Linked DNA regions of Homo sapiens: region 2 is linked to region 1. Evidence: chromatin contacts called from ENCODE Hi-C data. All regions are on one chromosome and are shown on one strand. Each heading gives the region's core, a stretch centred on a gene start or an enhancer-like site at or near the end of the contact. The rest is flanking DNA. Distances are from core to core; before and after follow the strand shown.

What was found. A loop is a pair of places that touch in the nucleus more often than their neighbours do. Pooled maps may share reads with other maps.
Region 2: a map of heart left ventricle shows a loop between it and region 1 (1.9-fold over the local background). The contact joins two enhancer-like sites. A Hi-C loop is called at or near these places in 4 of 168 maps with a recorded cell type or tissue (K562, body of pancreas, breast epithelium and 1 more) and 4 of 50 pooled maps.

Annotation. Positions count from the first base shown.
Region 1 is chr12:124,368,299-124,371,081 of GRCh38, reverse strand. All of the region lies in intron 22 of NCOR2 (nuclear receptor corepressor 2), which reads left to right. Among named protein-coding and RNA genes, the nearest start is that of MIR6880, 32 kb to the right of the region's middle. RefSeq lists an enhancer at 1,496-1,997. Within about 2 kb of position 1,426, at least 29 of the 41 ENCODE cell types and tissues checked have a DNase peak (open chromatin) inside an H3K27ac peak, as active enhancers do; they include body of pancreas, breast epithelium and heart left ventricle, where a contact is called at or near this core.
Region 2 is chr12:124,479,172-124,481,954 of GRCh38, reverse strand. All of the region lies in intron 5 of NCOR2 (nuclear receptor corepressor 2), which reads left to right. Among named protein-coding and RNA genes, the nearest start is that of NCOR2, 87 kb to the left of the region's middle. RefSeq lists enhancers at 1,067-1,574, 1,575-2,084, 2,594-2,783. Within about 2 kb of position 1,399, at least 16 of the 41 ENCODE cell types and tissues checked have a DNase peak (open chromatin) inside an H3K27ac peak, as active enhancers do; they include body of pancreas, breast epithelium and heart left ventricle, where a contact is called at or near this core.

The DNA.
Region 1 (2,783 bases), core at 177-2,676:
GTGGGGGATTTGCTGGGAGTGAGAGGCACAGTCAGGAGGCAGCTGCAAGTGCCCTGGGGCTGGTGATGGAGATGCGAGCGTGGTGGCCGTGGGGTTGGGGAAAAGCCACAGGTTCAACATGTTTTTGGTGGCTCATCTCCCATCAGCCAAGGGTCCAGGGCTCAGGATCACAGGTGATCACCTTGGATCACAGGTGCAGAGGTTCCCCTTGCAAATTCCTCTCCAGCTGGGGTGGCCTGGAGGACCCCAGTGTCGTCCTGTTTGGGTGTTGATGTCTCTGAGGTGTGTTCTTTCCTTTCTGGCCTCTGTCTTTGCTCCTGGCCTGGGTGACCCCACATCCCTGAGAATGCCACCTTTTACCCATTTTCAGCACAGATGCTTTGGGCCTCAAGGCCTCCAGCCCAGAACCAAAGATGGCTACCCAAGTTAGGGCCAATCTCGGTTGGCAGAGGGCAGACCCGCGGAGACTGCGTCCTGCTCACATCTGGATGGCTGGAGGAATTGTTTTCTGGTGGGGCAGGCAGGCCATTTTATTTCAACTACAGTGTGGTCTGTTTTCTCCCCTCCCAAGTCCCTTGGAATGGTCCTGGGCAGAGCAAGCGAGGGAGGAAAATCAGACCCGCAGGGTCATGCGGGGCCCTTGTCTCTGCCCTGGGGTTCACCCTGGGCCATGTTAAAGGGGGAAGTCCTAGGACATTCCCTAGGAACTGAGGTTCACCCGGATCTCTATAGGTTCCACAAAACAAAATCTCAGGGTCCCCAGGAACCACTGCCAACAGGAACCGCGCCCATGCGTGTGAGAAGTGGACGGCCTGACCCTGACCCTGTGATGAGCAAAGGCCTGGCCTGCGGGTTTCTGAGGGCACCAAATCCCTGAGCTTCTTGCCCGACAGTCCCAGCTTGGAAAACAGTGTTCATGGTGTGGCTGGGTCTGCCCTGGAGGCAGGCAGCCAGGGCCATTGTGCCTGGATAGCGGGGTCAGGGCAGACGGCTCCCCGCCCCGCTCCTGCTGGCTGTGGGGACAGAGTCATAGAAACACATGTTTCTGCCTTCGCCGGGGGACCGCTGAGGTCATGGGGCAGCCCCATTGATAAGCTGCCTCCCAGAGTCTGTATTTTGGGTCCATGTGGCTGGCCCCGGACTGGGGAGCCGGGGGATCAGCTTGCATCCTGTCCGTCCCCAGAACACTCAGGCTAGGCCTGAGGCCCCGCAGGGCACTTGCAGCCTCCCGTCCTCTCCCCTGCAGCCCCGCCCAGGGCCGTGTCCTCCCTCCCCGAGCTGGGCCTGGCGTACGTCCACCCCTTGCCCAGTGTCCAGCACACAGCCCCCGGGTGCAGGAGTCCTCGGCTGGGAGTCAGGACACCTGGTTTGTCCCGCCCTGTGCGACTAGGCCCAGGCCCCCGCCCTTGGGGCCTGCTTTGCCCTCTCAGTGAACGAGGCTGGACTCTGGCCAGCCTGCTGACCTCGTCCTGGCCGGCAGCCCGCCACCCCTCCCTCTGCCGGCCACGACTGCGCAGGGCCGGGCGGACGCTGGAGGACGCGGACGAGATGCGTCAGAGTAGGCCCTGGCAGCCAGGGCCTCCCGGGAAGGGCTGGTGGGACGGGCGGGCCCCCCAGGCGACCCCTGCTCCTGGCTGCCCGCCCAGTATCATCCCTCCTGCCTGGCAGCCCCAGTGGGGGAGCTCTGTGTTCCTGGATGGACGCAAGATGACTCTCATCTGGCCCCCCGCCCCGGTGACTTTGGGAGAGAGAAAATCACATTCTCCTTCGGCCCGCTGGCACTTTCTTCGAGGTGGCTCTGCCTGGGTGTTTTCTTGGCAGACGACCAGAGATAGTGGCTTCAATTGCAAAACCCCGAGCCTGCCTGCCTTCCCCTCTCTTACTCTTCAGAGAAGGTGCCTGGGTGCTTTTTTGGCAGGGCCTGGCCTTGGGAGTCCCCTCCCCCAAGCCTCAGTTTTCTCATCTGTAAGGTGGGCGTGGATGGCTTATTGCAAGAATAACTCAGTTAATGACGGGCCACAGTGGGCGCTCAGAGATTAGCTGCCCTCCTTTGGATCTGCTTTGGGACACCCCCTAGAGGTCACCCCAAGAGGGGGCTGGAGTGCAGCTCCTTCAGCTGTCCCTCTGGCATTTTGGAAGATCATAACAGCAATTTCACCTTTGTTACTTTATTCTGCAAGTGACTGATGGCACCAGCATGCGCCAGGCGCCGGGGGCGCTGGAAACTGCACAGACAAGGCCCTGACTCCAGGCACTTACATTCTAGTGAGGGCATGGAGAAGGAAACCATTGTTTACGGGATGAGTGGGTGATGGGCAGATGGGGCATGGGGAGCAGGGGAGAGTGGGCTGGTCAGGCAGGGAGGGCCTCTGGGGAGGTGACATTGGAGGGCAATGAGAGCCTTAGTGTGAGGGAAAGCCAGACCCCCTGGGAACCACCAGTGCAAAGGCCCTGTGGCCGCATGAGCGTATGTCCAGTGGACAGCAGAGAGGCCTATAGCAGGGTGTAGAGTGGAGTGAGCAGCCCAGGGCAGAGAGGGCGGAGAGGTCAGAGAGGTGGGCAGGCCCCACGGGTGGAAGTGACGGGTCAGGGTTTTATCTTGGGGCCTTGGAGAGGCAAGGGATGCCTGTTCACAAACCAGCCCTCCCTCTCCCTCCTAGCCCTAGGATGGTGGCAAGGATTGTCCCAGCTTGATGACCATGGGGAAACTGAGGCAAGGGCTGGGTGGAGAGGGGATGTACTGTTGCAGGCCCAGCATGTTCCGATGAATGTCCCCAGGCCCT
Region 2 (2,783 bases), core at 150-2,649, 110 kb before region 1:
ACACCTGAGGCAACCCCCGGCCTGAGCTCGTCATTGCTCTCCAGTAACTTTGCAGTAGCCTCCTCCTGGGTCTCCCTGCTCCTGCCTCCCTCTACTCCCTTCAGTTTATCTTCCAAGCAGCAGCCAGAGGGCTCTTATAAAGGCAGACGACTGCATCCCCCTGTGTGTTCCCCCCTGTGCTCCAAACCATCCATGGCTCCTGTCTCAAGCAGGAAAAAGCCAAAATCCTTGCCATGGGCTGCAGGTCCGGCGTGATCCAGCCCCGTCACCTCCCTGACCTCATCTCCCTGCAGCAGCCCTCTCAACCGCTCACGTACAGCCTCCCAGGCCACCCTGGAGTTCCTCAAACACGCCAGGCACATTCCCACCTGGGGACCTTTGCACCGGCTGTGCCCTCCGCAGGAGCGCCCTCCCCCAGGCACATTCCTCTTTCCTCGCTCCTTCCAGCCCTGGCTGCCCTCCAGGGCCTGCATGGCAGGGGAGACCTGTGGCTAGCCCTGTGGGGACTCTCGAGGCCACTCATGGCTGAGGCTGCAGCCCCACCACGTCCTCCTGGGGTGTGAGATTCAGCCACAGGGGCCCTGCCGGCCTTGAAGGGGGTCTCTGTGGCCTGGGGCTTGGGCCGCCTGCACTTGGGTCTGGGCTTGGGACTGGTGTCGATGCCAGTTCCTCTCGGGCACTGCCCCCTCGGGTACCCCAGCCAGCATCCCTGCCCCGACGCCCAACCCTTCCAGCACATCCTTCCTGCCCTTCCTCCCCTTCCTTCTCTCCTTCTACACCTTCCTCCCTCCTTCTTCCTCCCTCTCTTTCTTTCCACCCAAACAGCCCCCCTGTCCTGCTCACTCCCCTTCACCCCCTGCTTCCTCAGCTCCTGCCATCTCTCCCTGCTCATCCCCTGGGGCAACCTCCCTACCACAGAGCCACTCCCAGCCACCACCCAGCGCCACCCAGCCCATCTGCCTGCGGCCATCTGTCCTTGCCTTCATTACCTGCCCCTCCCCCTCACCTCCCAGCCGCCCCTCACCCATGGGTTCTGCCTGCCATCATCTCCCACCAGTGGCCTTGCCCCTCCCCCATCCACTCACCTCCCCCATTCCCTTGCTCCCCCACCCCCTACCCCCATCCGCTCCCCCTCCTTCCCCCACTCGCCTGGAGTCCAGGGTCCTGTGAGCCCAGTCAGCCCTTGCAGGAACTCACAACTCACAGCCGGACAAGGGCGCCTGGGGGTGCTTGGCCCGTGGCCATTTCTTGGCTGGAGAACGACACCTCCCACGTGTGTGTCCAGCCTGGGGCCTGCCACGCCTCCAGTGCCCTCCACAGCCCTTTGATTTCACTCCTCTTTGAAACAGAAAGTGGAACCTAGACGGTGGCGGTGGTGAGGATGTGCACAGATTAAGCACCTGTGGTTTGCTGCTGTGGGAGTTTGCTGTGGTTTCAGTAAAGCTCAGGACATACCAGGCTGGAGGCTTGTTCTCTCTCCAGCTTCCACAGAGGATGCCGATGGCAGGGCTGGTGGGGGAATCGCAGGCAGTGTCCCCAGAGGCTTCAGTCCCCCAGGGTCACTCAGCCACCCAGCTGTGTCTGACTGCCCAGGCCAGGGTGGGGCTGTGGCCAGGTGGCATCCTAATCCTTGTTGTAGCCTGGTGCCCGGCCAGCTGTGACACGGGCCCCTCCCTGCACAGCCCTGGGGCACCCTAAGCTCCTTAGCAGCCTCAGGGCAAAGGCCATCCTCCTCCTGCAGCGGGAGTAGGGGTGGGCGGTGGGGACTGGGAGACAGCCCCGGGGAGGGAAGTGGCCACTCAGGCCTACAGGGTCCCCTTTTCTGCCCAGTGCGGCCGGATTGGATTGAATGGTTGACCCCTAGGGTGAGGCACCTCCTTTATCAGGAGGCTGGCACGCAGGAGGCATTCACGCAGTGGTAAGAATGCTGCAGTGATGGCGGGTGCCATTAAGTGAGCGCCGACTGCCTGCCACGTGCCAAGTCATGCCCAGCCAGTGTCATTCCCTGATCTCTTCCCAGCCCAAGGAGGCTGGGTCTGTGACCCCCTTTTGTAGACGGCCCCAGGCTGAGCGAGCTGGACGTGGGGGAACGGGATTCAGGCCCAGGCAGCTGGGAGTGCACCCCATGCCTGCCTCCAGGTTGACCTGCTGCTGTGGGTCTCCCCTCTGGTCTCCCTGGTGGGGTGCCCTCCTCCCTCTGCCTGGCATCCCCCATTAGCACTGGAATCTGCTTTCTCCTCTTTTGTTTTGTTTTGTTGTTACAGAAGGCAGGAGAGAATTTTAGCTCAGCCTCCTGGGAGAGATGTTTCCATTTGAACAACTCCCCTGAAGTGGGGCCTGGATGGATAGCAGGCCAGGGTGTGTGTGTGCATGCGCGCGCGCGTGCGTGTGTGTGCGCGTTTGTGTGTGGGTGCGGGTGTGTGTGTGCGTGTGCGCGCATGTGCGTGTGTATGCGCGCATGTGCCTGTGTGTGTCCCTGCGTGTTTGTGTGTGTGTGTGTATGCGTGTGTGCACACATGTGCCTGTGTGCGTGCATGTACCTGTGTGTGCGTGCGTGTGTCCATGCGTGTTTGTGTGTGTGCGTGAGTGTGCATGTGTTGCACGTGTGTATGTGTGTTTGTGTGCGCACGTGTGTGCATGTGTCCGTGCATGTGCGTGAGTGTGCATGTGTGTATATGCATGTGTGCGTGTGTTTGTGTGTGCGTGTGTGTGCATGTGCACGTGTGTGTGCATGTGTTTGTGCGCAGGCAGCTCAGGGCCCAGCCTTGGAGGGTGACCAACCC